Regions from separate parts of the Homo sapiens genome. Here region 2 is linked to region 1. A link is an interaction called in ENCODE POLR2A ChIA-PET data of the cell type or tissue named here. Cell type or tissue: PC-3. All regions are shown on one strand. Each heading gives the region's core, and the rest is flanking DNA. Links, peaks and the distances in the headings are about the cores only.

Region 1 (7,764 bases), core at 1,051-6,050:
ATGGGGTTTCACCATGTTGGTCGGGCAGGTTTCGAACTCCTGACCTCGTGATCTGCCTGCCTTGGCCTCCCAAAGTGCTGGGATTACAGGCGTGAGCCACTGCACCCGGCCAAGTCTCAGTTTTCTTATCGGTCACATGGAGATTATGATAAAAGTGATTCCAACCTCACCTGTCAGTCATGAGAAATAAATGTGATAATTAACATGAAGGCAATCTGTAGACTGGAGAGTACTATAGAAATGTTTATTGTTATTTGCATTTGTAGATATAGATACTAAGGATTACAGAGGTTAAGCAACATGTCTGTGATCACGTAGCCAAAAGCGACAGAGCCAGGACCACCTGTATTTGAGGAAATGCCCGAAGGGACCATTTCTAAGTGGGGCACAATGTGGGTCTTGAATGCTGATTACCTGAGTGGAAGAACTCAGGGTGCTCTTTGCTTTAAAGGATGGAGTTAGGGGGAGAGGAGAGCTTTAGAGAATGCTACCTTCAGGAATAAAAGAAGGAATCTCTCTCAAGTAGCGTCTCAGAGGACAACATAGTATGAGGAGGCAGTGAGGTTCTAGAGTCTTGGTAACTTGTCTACAGCTTATTATTATTATTATTATTATTATTATTATTATTATTATTATTATTATTTGAGACGGAGCCTCGCTCTGTTGCCCAGGCTGGAATGCAGTGACGCAATCTCAGCTCACTGCAAGCTCCGCCTCCCAGGTTCACGCCATTCTCTTGCCTTAGCCTCCTGAGTAGCTGGGACTACAGGCACCCGCCACCATGCCCGGCTAATTTATTTTTTATTTTTAGTAGAGATGGGGTTTCACTCTGTTAGCCAGGATAGTATTATTATTATTTTTGAGACAGAGTCTCACTCTGTCACCCAGGCTGGAGTGCAGTGGCTTGATCTCGACTCACTGCAACCTCTGCCTCCTGTGTTCAAGTGACTCTCCTGTCTCATCCTCCAGAGTAGTTGGGATTACAGGTGCCCACCACCACGCCTGGCTAATTTTTCTATTTTTAGTAGTTTCACCATGTTGACCAGGCTGGTCTTGAACTCCTGACCTCAAATGATCCGCCCACCTCAGCCTCCTAAAGTGCTGGGATTATAGGCGTGAGCCACAGCACCCCGTCTATTTTTTTTTTTTGGGACGGAGTCTCACTCTGTTGCCCAGGCTGGATTGCAATGGCGCAATCTTGGCTCACTGCAGCCTCCGCCTCCCAGGTTCAAGTGATTCTCCTGCCTCAGCCTTCCAAGTACCTGGGATGACAGGCAGCATGTAATGGAGGCACCATGTGATGGAGGGCATCATGCTGGGCTAATTGTTGTATTTTTGTAGAGACGGGGTTTTATCACGTTCGCCAGGCTGGTCTTCGTCTCCTCACCTCAGGTGATCCACCCGCATCAGCCTCCCAGAGTGCTGGGATTACAGGCATGAGCAACTGCACCCAGCCAGTTATTATTATTTTTGAGATGGAGTCCCACTCTGTTGCCCAGGTTGGAATGCAGTGGTGCGGTCTCAGCTCACTACACCTTCTCCACCCGGGTTCAAGCAGTTCTTGTGCCTCAGTCTCCTAAGTAGCTGGGACTACAGGAGCGCACCACCACGCCTGGCTAATTTTTGTATTTTTTTTTTTTTTGAGACGGAGTTTCGCTCTTGTCACCCAGGCTGGAGTGCAATGGCTCACGGCAACCTCCGCCTGCTGGGTTCAAGCGATTCTCCTGCCTTAGCCTCCCGAGTAGCTGGGATTACAGGCACCCACCACCGCGCCCAGCTAGTTGGTTTTTTTTTTTTTTTTTTTTTTGAGATGGAGTCTCGCTCTGTCGCCCAGGCTGGAGTGCAGTGGCGCAATCTTGGCTCACTGCAAGCTCCGCCTCCCGGGTTCACGCCATTCTCCTGCCTCAGCTTCCCAAGTAGCTGGGACTACAGGCGCCCGCCACCACCCCCGGGTAATTTTTAATATTTTTAGTAGAGACGGGGTTTCACTGTGTTAGCCAGGATGGTCTCGATCTCCTGACCTAGTGATCCGCCTGCCTCGGCCTCCCAGAGTGCTGGGATTACAGGCGTGAGCCACCGCGCCCGGCCCTGTATTTTTTTTTTAGTAGAGACGGGGTTTCACCATATGTTGGCCAGGCTGGTCTCGAACTCCTGACCTCGGGTGATCCACCTGCCTCGGCCTCCCAATGTGCAGGGATTACAAGCGTGAGCCACCACACCCGGCCCCACAGTTATTATTGAATTACCCCCACTGTCTCCTCTAAGTCAGCGGTTTGCAAATCTGAGTGTGCATCAGAATCACCTGGAAGGCTGGGCCCTACCCACAGGGTTGTGATTCAGCAGGTTGGGGGTGGAACCCGAGAATCTGCATGTCTAACAGATTCCCAGGTGATGCTGCTGGTCTGGGAACCACACTTTGTAAACCACTGACTTAAGTCAGCAAAAAACCCTTTTGAGAAGTGCTCCTCTGGCTTTGAGCTGAGGGAGAACAGAAAGGCAGGGAGGAGCACCTCCTAAGGGGTTTGTGGTGGCTCCTCTTGGAGCCTCTGGGAGTCTCAGGCTGCAGGCACACTCTCTTGTCACCCCAGAGCTTCCTCCCTCCTGGGCCTCCTGGGCCTGTGCTGTCCCCAGGTTCTTCCACCTCTTACCTTGGGTGGTGTCCTCCATCTTGATGGGCACAAGGGGGCTCTGGGGCGCTGAGTCGCCGCTCAGGGAGTAGCTGTGCTCCGCCTGGATGCCTGGCGTAGGGGAGTCCAGTTCCATGTCCAATAGAGGGCTCTTCTCATCCAGCACAGGGTCATCAAAGAAGCTGCTGAACAGGTCATTGGAGAAGTCCTCCATGTTCTCCGTAAAGTGGTCCAGGTGCTCAGGAAAGTGCTAGGGAAGGAAGAGGTGAGGGGAAGAGGGAATTCAGCTTTGCTTGGGAAGGGGGTGCAGGTGCTACTGTGGTGGTGCAGCACCCCACCATGGCCACCACTGTCCCTGCAACCTCCCATTACTGTGCCCATTCCCATTAATATCAGCAACATCACCAATCTCCCCAGTACCAACATTGCAACACCAACTCTCATCATTTCCATCATGACCGTTACCACTGTCATCCCATTCTCTCTACCACCAGCTCCACGCTCACCATTGTTATCTGCAAGGGTGAGCTCAGGATGGGATCAAAAACTCCCTGGACCAGGCAACAGGACACTGGGCTCTGTGACCTTTGTCAAATCACTTAAACTGCGTGAGTCAGTTTCTCAGTCCTTCTTACTTCCTTCATAGGCTGATGTGAAGACAAAGTAAAAGAACAACCGTGTGTCTACGCCAACAAGTTTGTTTTCCAAAGGCAATATTAGTGAATTTTGTATGATCTTTTGCTGGAATGTGGGAAGGGAGTGATGCAGGGCAGTGGGATTCTTGAGGCCTCCAGTCTCCTCAGCAGCACAGTGTCCATCTGTCCTCAAGACTTCGGGGTCTCTCTCCTTTCCCAAGCCATCCTTTATATGGAGAGGTTAGGCTCCGGAGCCCTACTATTTAGGTTCGAATGGTGGCCTCCATCCTTCTAGCTATGATTCAGTGCTGTTTAAACTGTGGGTGGTGACTCATTAATGGGTTGTGAAATCAATTTAGTGGGTCACGACCAGAATTTTAAGTAAAAATAAAACAGAAAAAAAAAAGTAGAAAATATCAGAGTGCACAGCACACAGTGGAGTTAAATACCTGGCAATTAAAAAAAATCACAGTTGTGTGTGTGAACGCACATGTGTGTACTTGGTAATGATGTAAAATATATTTCTTAGAAACAAAAAAGTCTGAAAAATCTTGGTCTCCATGATCTTGGGAAGGTCAATTAACCTCTCTGTTTCATTTCGTCCTCTGTACAGCTGGTAATATTAATAGTTCCTACCTTCCAAGATTGTCATGAGGATTAAACAAGTTAATCCACGTACAGGCCTTATAACAGTCCCTGGCACATAGTAATTACTCAATAAACGTTGCCTCTTATTGTTAGTAAAGCACTCCAGTGGCTGACATATGGTAGGTTCTTGTACATTATTTTTCTCTCTCTAAAGAATTATAAATGTGTAAAGAAATGTTTCTTTCTCTCTCTTTCTGTCTTGCTTGTGAGAGTCTCACTCTGTCACCCAGGCTGGAGTGCAGTGGCATGATTTTGGCTCACTGCAACCTCCATCTCCCGGGTTCAAGTGATTTGCATGCCTCAGCCTCCCAAGCAGCCGGGACTACAGGTGCGCACCACCACGCCCAGCTAATTTTTTGTATTTTCAGTAAAGATGGGGTTTCACCATGTTGGCTAGGCTGGTCTCAAACTCCTGGCCTCAAGTGATCTGCCCGCCTCGGCCTTCCAAAGTGCTGGGATTACAGGTGTAGGCCACCGTGCCTGTCCAATAAATGTTTCTATTGTTTGTTCCTTATTTATTGAACGAATGAATTTGCTGGTGGGTCAGAAGAGATGGGGGATGGGGGGCTGCCTTAGGTCCTGAAGCCCTGCCTGCTGAGTGGTTAAAGGCTTGTGCCAGGGGATTCCTTCAAGGTCTGGAGTTGTTGGCCCTTTCTGGCCTGGAATATTGGGAGCCTGTCCCAACCTGGAAGGTAATGAGCAGAGAAGCCTTCTGTATGAGCATAAGGTTCAGGGCCACATGAGTCTGTCTGCATGGAGTAGGAGATGAACACGAGCTCTGGAGTCACATAGACGTGCTTTTGACTCCTAGCTCCACCACTTGCTAAGTTGCTTAACTTCCCCGTGCCTCAGTTTCCTTATCCGTAAGGGGAAAATAATAGTTCCTACCTCATAGTGTTGCCATGAGGATCTAAAATTTTGTTAGATTAGTACTCACCTCATAGGAGTATGAGGGTAAAATGAGTAAATACTGTACATATAAAACACAGAACAGTGCCTGCTACAGAGTGAATGCTCGATCATTGTTAGTTATCGTCATCATGAAAACTGCAGCCCCTAAACTCTGTCCCCGAGCTGAGCTTGGAACCAATGGTGGGAGTTGTGGGGGGAATGTTTGGCCTTTCCCTCCAAACAAAGCCTGATGAGATAATCCAGGACAAAATGAGCTCAGAAGCCCCATTGGCAGGGGTACTCTCCCACTTCCCAGTTTGCCAGCAATCAATCATCATCCTACATTTCTGTTGTGCTTTTAACCCAAAGTGCTCTCCTATGCATTATTTCATTTAATCTTCACAATTATCCAATGAGACAAGACAAATGCATATTGGCATTTGACAGAGAGAGAAACTGAGGCCAAGGGCGCTAATGCAGCAGGGAGGTGCCCACCATCCCTCACTGTCCAGTCTTTTACAACTGCAGCAGACCCTCCCCGGTCCGGTAATTGCCCTGAAGCAGGGTTTGCACCCTGTTCACCTGCTGCCTTCCAGCACCTGGCTCATGATACTGGTGGAGGGACAGGGCCTTAGAACCCAGATGGCAATGCCATCAGCATACCAATTGTCCATCAATACCTGGAGTGAGGCAGTACCAGGAGGTCAGAGCTGAATGAGTTTCTAAGAATCACTGTGATCCCAGACAGAGGCCATTTACAGGGTATAACCACCCCCCAACCACCCAGCCAGCCACAGCCAGGGCCGCGCTGGCTACACCCTCCGCAGAGCCCGGGCCTGCCGGCTGGGGGCGCTTCCGCCAGTTCTCTCCCTTAGGGTCTCTCAAAGGCCTGGTGTTGGGCCCAGTGGGAGGGGGCTGTGAGCAGAGGGAGCCGGTGAGTCAGCCGCTAAGGTATTTCTCCAGCAGCTGCTTCTCAGGCGATAAGGGTTTGCCAAGCCCCTTCCTGGGGCCTGGGAGAGGAAAGATGCTTCCTCGGATCTGGGCTGGACTCCCTGAAGGCCTTGGCTCAGGCAGATGACCCAGGTTCTTCCCAGAGACCCTTTTAGGGTGCCCACAGGAAACTGCTTAGAGAGCTCAGCTGGCCCCATTGTGTGAGCAGTCCCCACCCCACCTGCTAGAAACAGCAGCCAAAACCCAGCAGGATGGAGCTTCCAGAGCAACGGGAGCCAAGTGGAAGGGGAGGGCGGCCAAGGGGCAGGCGGGGTGGGGGTGGAGGACACTCCGACGCCCAGGTCCTCTTTGCGCCGGGCTTCTTCAGGTGCTGGGTGGACGGTGGGCGCGTCCCATCATCCCTAGGCCCACCTCGCCCTCCTGGGAGCACTGCCATCAGGGACTCCCCTAGAGCGCTCTGCGGCCCTAGTTCCGTCTGATGCCTGGCCTCTCATGGCGGCTAAGGTAGGGTTGGTTTCTATCACCAAGTTAGAGGCAGAAGGGACGGGAGAAAGCTCCCCGACGGTCCCCTGCCCCTCGTTCCCCCCCTCCTATTTCTTAGTAGAGAAAACTCCAGTCCAGAGAGGGAAACACAGCTACCCAGGACGCACAGTGAGCGAGCTGGTGATGTCCGGGGCTGCAAAGTGAGCTGGTGAAGTCCAGGGCTGCCCTGGCGTGTGCGGGACCTTCTGGTCCTCTCACTCCTTCCACCGCATCCACTTGGCCCCATCCCTGGAAAGCCCATTTTGGAGACCTCAGACCTCCTCCGCTCCAGCACGCCCCCTTGTCCCCTCTACCCCCAACCACACCCAGCCCTCCCTCCACTTCACACACAAAAGTTCAGGTTTAGATTGTCCGATGGAAATTGGGGAGCAAGAGCAAGGGGTCGGCGGCCAGGAGTTCACGAACTTCAGGGGAGCCATGTGTCAACGCTCTGAGGGCGACAGGGTTCTGCAGGGGGTGAGCGTCCTACAGGGGTGCCTTTCCAGGCAACGGGGGTGGGAAGCCGGAGAAGGACATATTATGATTTGTTTCCCTCCTCGTTAAAGACTTTTTCCTATAGTCGTGCCAATATAAGCTCCTTCTCGGCTGTCACGCGCAGCCGGCGCCGGCTTCCCTCCCTTGGAGGAGAGGTTCCCGAGCTCTCCTGCTTGCAGACCTGCGTACCCCTCTTCTCGGCTGCACCCTCTCTTGGAGCCTGGCCTCAGCCGCCCGCCCTTTAAATTTTAGAGAAGGATCCGGGTGCCGCCGTCCTGGAGCGGCCCACAAAGGGTTAACCCGGGAACACCCGGGGCCGCCCCTCACCGGAATCCGGCCTGCTCACTGGTGGGAGCCGCAGAGCTCCTGGCCAATGGCGGGAGGCTGCGAGCAGCAGCCGGTGGCGGCGTGGAGGGCACCGGAGGAGTGCAGGGCTCGCGCGGAGGAGGGTCCCGGCCTGCGCCGACGGCCCGCGGCTGAGGGAGCGCAGGGTGCACTGGCTCGGGCCTGCATGGGACCCCTTCTGCGTCTGGGGCCGAGGCAGAAATGGCCTGGCCGTCTCACGGTGTCCTAAACCCCTCATCAGTAGCGCGGCCCCGCCCCCACCCCCGCAGGGAGAAGTGGAGACCGAGGGTCTCCCCGACGACCCCGACTCAAAGGGCGAGCCGGGCCTTAAATCCCCTTGCAGCTCCATCTCGAATCGTCCTACCGTGGGGCGCTTTGGTGGCTGTCTCTGGTGGCGGCAGAGGGGACTCTCCCGGGGCAGTAATGGTACCAGCTCTAGCCTTGTTTTACCCCTCCCTAAATTCCTTCCCCAAGGTCAGTGCAGAGACAGGGTAAAGCTCTGGGGGCGCAGCTGCCTGCTGGGGTCGGTGTAGGAGAATGGTTTCCCTGACCAGAAGCAGCCTCAGCGCGCCCTCTTCCCTCAGGTCCCTGGCTCCTTGGCGCCTGCACCCCCACTCCTAACTTCTGCCCCTCCCCCGGCCCAGGCTGGT
Region 2 (5,000 bases), core at 1-5,000, 280 kb after region 1:
GAACACAATTTGAAATGAGATGACATGATGATTAAGATTATTAGGAACCCTGAAAGTTAAGCATATGGGCTTTCCTGCTTCTTAATGGTTGTGTGGTCCTTTTCTACCTAGGAGATGTAACTCACAGATGTAATATTTCTTACTTGCTTCTGTGTTGCAATGTTGTGTTATCATTTTTAGAGCAGAGCTACTGTTTAACTGTCAAGCAGAAATATAAAAACAAAGGAACCAGTTAAATCTAACCGGAGACTAATACGACTAAATTTCATTGCTAAGATTGGAATGCCGTCTGATTGCTTAAGTTAATATAAAAGTAAAGCATTTGGATCTTGGAAAAATTGGTCACAGGTGAATAGAGTGCAATTTATAGCATCAGAAAGAACATAGTACTCCATAATATCTACTCCAGAACTTGTTCAGGGGTATGGTAGAGTATGTTTAACTAAATTCCTCTGATCCCTGCTTTTAGCCAGCTTTGCCTGGATTGGCCACATCTTAGGGCTGTGTGGACCTGGTTCATTCCCACTTAGTTTATAAAAGCCCATCTTATTTTTTGGCGTGGTGTACATGCTTACCAATGAAAGTTAGCTTCTGGATTAGTTCTCAAGTGAAAAAAATTAAGATGATTCATTTGACATGATACTTAATTTTGATGTGACTTTATTTGGAACTCAGATCCCAAGCTAATCAAAAAGTACCATTAAAAGCGACATTCTTTTCCCCTATCTTCTAGAAAGAATTAAAAAGCAGTTTCTTCTTTTCCTCTTTAGAGAAGATAAAGCGAAAAACCAATAACTGAGAAATTAACAGCCACAAAAGTTTGCAAATGGAGTCTGTGAGTTTCAAAGGCTCCAAATTAAAAAAAAAAAAAAATTAGATTAGGCTTCCAGAATGAGAAAGGCTTATTTTCTTCCCCCTTTCTTTTTCTTGCCTTATTTTGACCAAATGAGTTTGTCTTTAAACACAGTTTTAGCTTCTTACATGATGTGTGTGTTCTTGCTGCTTACGGTATGATACATTGATTTTGTCATAAAAAGTCTTGCATTGGATTGCATTACTCTGAGATGTTATTTTAGAAATTGGTGATGTGCATCTGTGAGAGCGTGTCATGGTATGCAGTAAGCAGTGCCATTAAGTGAGTTATCACCATCTGCTCCTACCTACAGTTATTCTTGGTACAGCATCATCATTTTTTCTACAACTATCAATTGCTATCTCTGTTTTCTTGAATTTAAAAAAAAAAATGTGTTGTCCATATCAGGATTTTGTTCATGTTTACCAAATTATCTTTTGCCAAGTCATGTGACATATGTACCTGTATGGAATCTCTTCCATATGAAATTGAGTCAAATAGGTTAGTGGGATTTAAAAGGCATTTAAATGGACACATAAATTATGCACAGACGGCTATTTCAGGATAGCTGTTTTCTCTGAATTGATGAGAGATGAAGTCTTTAGACAAATTTCTTTCAGTTTTAAGGAGATTCTTTTCTTTTTCCCCTATAGATTTTTCCCAACTGGCCAAATACACCAGAGGCTAAGTGTTAATACTATACTGTACATTCTCCTGAAAATGGTGCTGAGCTTGAGCCCAGACCTTCATGATGCGCAGCTAACAGATCATTGGGCATTCTGGGGAGGTACATTTTGATGCTTTTATAAGAAAGCTTTTGAAGCATAGGACACATTTTTTTTTTTTTTTTTTTGAGACGGAGTCTCGCTCTGTCGCCCAGGCTGGAGTGCAGTGGCGCAATCTCAGCTCACTGCAAGCTCCGCCTCCCGGGTTCACGCCATTCTCCTGCCTCAGCCTCCCAAGTAGCTGGGACTACAGGCGCCCGCCACTACGCCCGGCTAATTTTTTGTATTTTTAGTAGAGACGGGGTTTCACCGTTTTAGCCGGGATGGTCTCGATCTCCTGACCTCGTGATCCGCCCGCCTCGGCCTCCCAAAGTGCTGGGATTACAGGCGTGAGCCACCGCGCCCGGCCTAGGACACATTTTTTAACCCCTACAGCTAGTTAGAGTAATGAATTTAACCAAAATAATAAATTTTCATTTTGTGTTCCAATTGAGATTACAGAGTTGAAAAGGCAAAGTAATAAGAGCAATTTGGGTGGCTATTTACACTGTGCTTTGCTGTTTGATAGCCTTTTCTGTGGAACCTTGGTTTATTTCTAGGGGAAAGATTAGTTTTTCCTATCAGTCTACATATTTATCAAGAACAGTTTTTAGGGACAAAATCATTTGCATTTGATTTATGTAATCTTTGTTAATTTTGTAGAAATTTGGAAGAAAATATTATAGTGAGTAAAGATAATGACTTCTTTTCCAGTTTGGTTTTTTTGAGGAGATGAGGGAGGTGTTTTTTTTTTTTCCCCCTTAAGGGCAAATCCTGAACTGTAACTTATAAATATGGAGCTCTTCCTTGTCAGGAGTTTCAGCTTACAAATAGCTTCCTACCACCACAGGGAGACAGAGTGTTATCAGTCCACACACCCAAAGCAAGAAAAGAACACATCCAACTAGTATTTGCAAAGAGTAGTTTACAGTCTTGTTAGCTTTCAATATACTTTAGTATCTCCTACTTCTTTAGTCGTTCTGAGTGCTAAAAAAACAAATCTGATTTTTTCCTTTGCTAGAACTATGAGAAGATAGCAAATATGCCTGTTAAAAATTAATAGATGTAGGCCGGGCGTGGTGGCTCACGCCTGTAATCCCAGCACTCTGGGAGGCTGAGGCGAGCGGATCACCTGAGGTCGGGAGTTTGAGACCAGACTGACCAATGTGGAGAAACCCCGTCTCTGCTAAAAATACAAAAATTAGCTGGGTGTGGTGGCACATGCCTGTAATCCCAGCAACTCAGGAGGCTGAGGCAGGAGAATCGCTGGAACCTGGGAGGCAGAGGTTTCAGTGAGCCAAAATCACGCCACTGCACTCCAGCCTGGGTGACAGAGTGAGACTCCATCTCAATTAAAAAAAAAAAAATCCAGGTTAAACATTTTTAGTAAGAACACTACCTTGTGACTTCATCACATCAGGGCACATCATGTTGATTTGCCCCAGAATTGCTGATACAAATTTTGATCATTGGTTGAGGTCGTGTCTGTTTAATTTTTAAGTGCTATAGGTCTGCATTCTAGATGATAGAATCATGTAATGATTCAGTTCAGTTTACCAAACATTTCTGAGGGCTGCCAAGCTCCAGGTAGTGGGCTATAAAATCAGCAAGACCTAGTCTCCCCATGTTCTTAAGGTGCTGGCAGTATAGTAGAGGAGAAAAACATAAGCTACAAATTGCAGTGTAAAATAGATTATGTCATGTGCCATTTTAAAGTTGTACACGGGTGCTCTTTGAATATAGAGAAGGGAGATATTAATCCTGAGTAGGGGATTAGGGAAGGGTTTATGTAAGAAATGGTGTTTGATCTAGGTCTTCTAGAATGGGTAAGGTTTGGACAGGTAGGAAAGGTGTTGCATGAGAGAGGGAATAATTTAAGCAAAGGCAAAGGTACAGAGGCAGGAAAAAGCATTTTGAGTTCTGGAAATAGCAGATAATTCAGAGTGGTTGAAGGAATGGATATAATGGGAGGCGAAGTATAGTTGTTAAGGGCCTTAAATGCCTTACCTAAGAGTTTAGGGAGAAGACTCTGGGAAATTTTGAGTCATGAAATGACATGGTGATATCCCTTTTTGAGAAAGATTGTTCTACTAGCAAAAGGATCTACAGTCACACAAAGACATTTAGGTCAACAACAGACCACATATATGATGGTGGTCCCATAAGATTATAGTGGAGCTAAAAATTTTCTGTTGCTTAGTAGCCATCATAACTACTTGGTAGCGTAATACATTACTCATGTTTGTGGTGATGCTGGTGTAAACAAACCTACTGTGCTGCCAGTCATATAAAACTATAGCACATACAATTATGTACAGTACATATTTGATAATAATAAATGACTGTGTTATCAGTTTATGTGTTTACTTTTTATCACTACTTTAAAATATACTCCTTCTGCATAGATAGATAGATAGATAGATAGATAGATAGATAGATAGATGACTGTAAAACAGCAATAGCCTCGGGCAGGTCCTTCAGGAGGTATTTCAGACGAAGGCATTGTTACCATAGAAGATGACAGCTCCATGGATGTTGTTGTCTGTGAAGACCTTCCAGTGGGATAAGGTATAGAGGTAAAAGACAGTAATATTGATGATTGTGACCCTGTGTAGGCCTAGGCTAATGTGTGTGTTTGTGTCTTTGTTTTTAATTAAAATGCTTAAAAAGTTACAAAAAATTTAAATATTTAAAAATAGAAAACTTAAAACATAAGGATAAAAAAAGTATTTTTATACAACTGTACAATGTGTTTTAAGCTGTTATTACAAAGAGTCAAAAAGTTTAAAAATTAAACTTTATAAAGCAAAAAAATTACACTAAGCTAAGGTTAATTTATTATTGAAGAAATAAATTTTTAAAATCTCAAACTATAAGAATCCTAGAAGAAAACCTTGGAAATACTTTTCTGGAAATTGGCCTAGGCAAAGAATTTATGGCTAAGTCCTCAAAAGTAATTGTAACAAAAACAAAAATTGACATTTGGGACCTAATTAAACTAAAGAGCTTCTGCATAGCAAAAGAAACTATCAGAGCAAACAGACAACCTACAGAATGGGAGAAAATATTTGCAGTCTATGTAGCCAACAAAAGATTAATATCCAGAATCTGTAAGGAACTTAAATCAACAACAACAACAAAATAAATAACCCCATTAAAAAGTGGGCAAACAACATGAACAGACACTTTTGAAGGGAGACATACAAGCAGTCAACAAACATGAAAAAATGCTCAACATTGCTAATCATCAAAGAAATGCAAATCAAAAGCACAGTGATACCACTTTACACCAGTCAGAATAACTATTTTTTATTTTTTTATTTTTTTTTATTTTTTTATTTTTATTTTTTTTTTTTTTTGAGACGGAGTCTCGCTCTGTCGCC

What was found. ChIA-PET counts read pairs that join two places held together with the same protein. Peaks named below come from ENCODE experiments on the same cell type or tissue, not always from the same donor. Only the 100,000 strongest peaks of a DNase experiment are listed, where the experiment ranks them.
Region 2: POLR2A ChIA-PET joins it to region 1 with 11 read pairs; 2 of 35 experiments call an interaction of 5 or more read pairs at or near these places.

Annotation. Positions count from the first base shown.
Region 1 is chr11:46,295,048-46,302,811 of GRCh38, reverse strand. CREB3L1 (cAMP responsive element binding protein 3 like 1) reads right to left here. Exons shown (of 12, transcript NM_052854.4): 2 at 2,649-2,877. Among named protein-coding and RNA genes, the nearest start is that of CREB3L1, 21 kb to the right of the region's middle. RefSeq lists a silencer at 7,066-7,145. In PC-3, for the core only: no CTCF peak of the experiment used is centred there; DNase peaks (open chromatin) are centred at 3,171 and 3,571; H3K4me3 peaks cover 872 bases; H3K27ac peaks cover 1,825 bases.
Region 2 is chr11:46,014,956-46,019,955 of GRCh38, reverse strand. All of the region lies in intron 6 of PHF21A (PHD finger protein 21A), which reads left to right. Among named protein-coding and RNA genes, the nearest start is that of LARGE2, 95 kb to the right of the region's middle. In PC-3, for the core only: no CTCF peak of the experiment used is centred there; no DNase peak of the experiment used is centred there.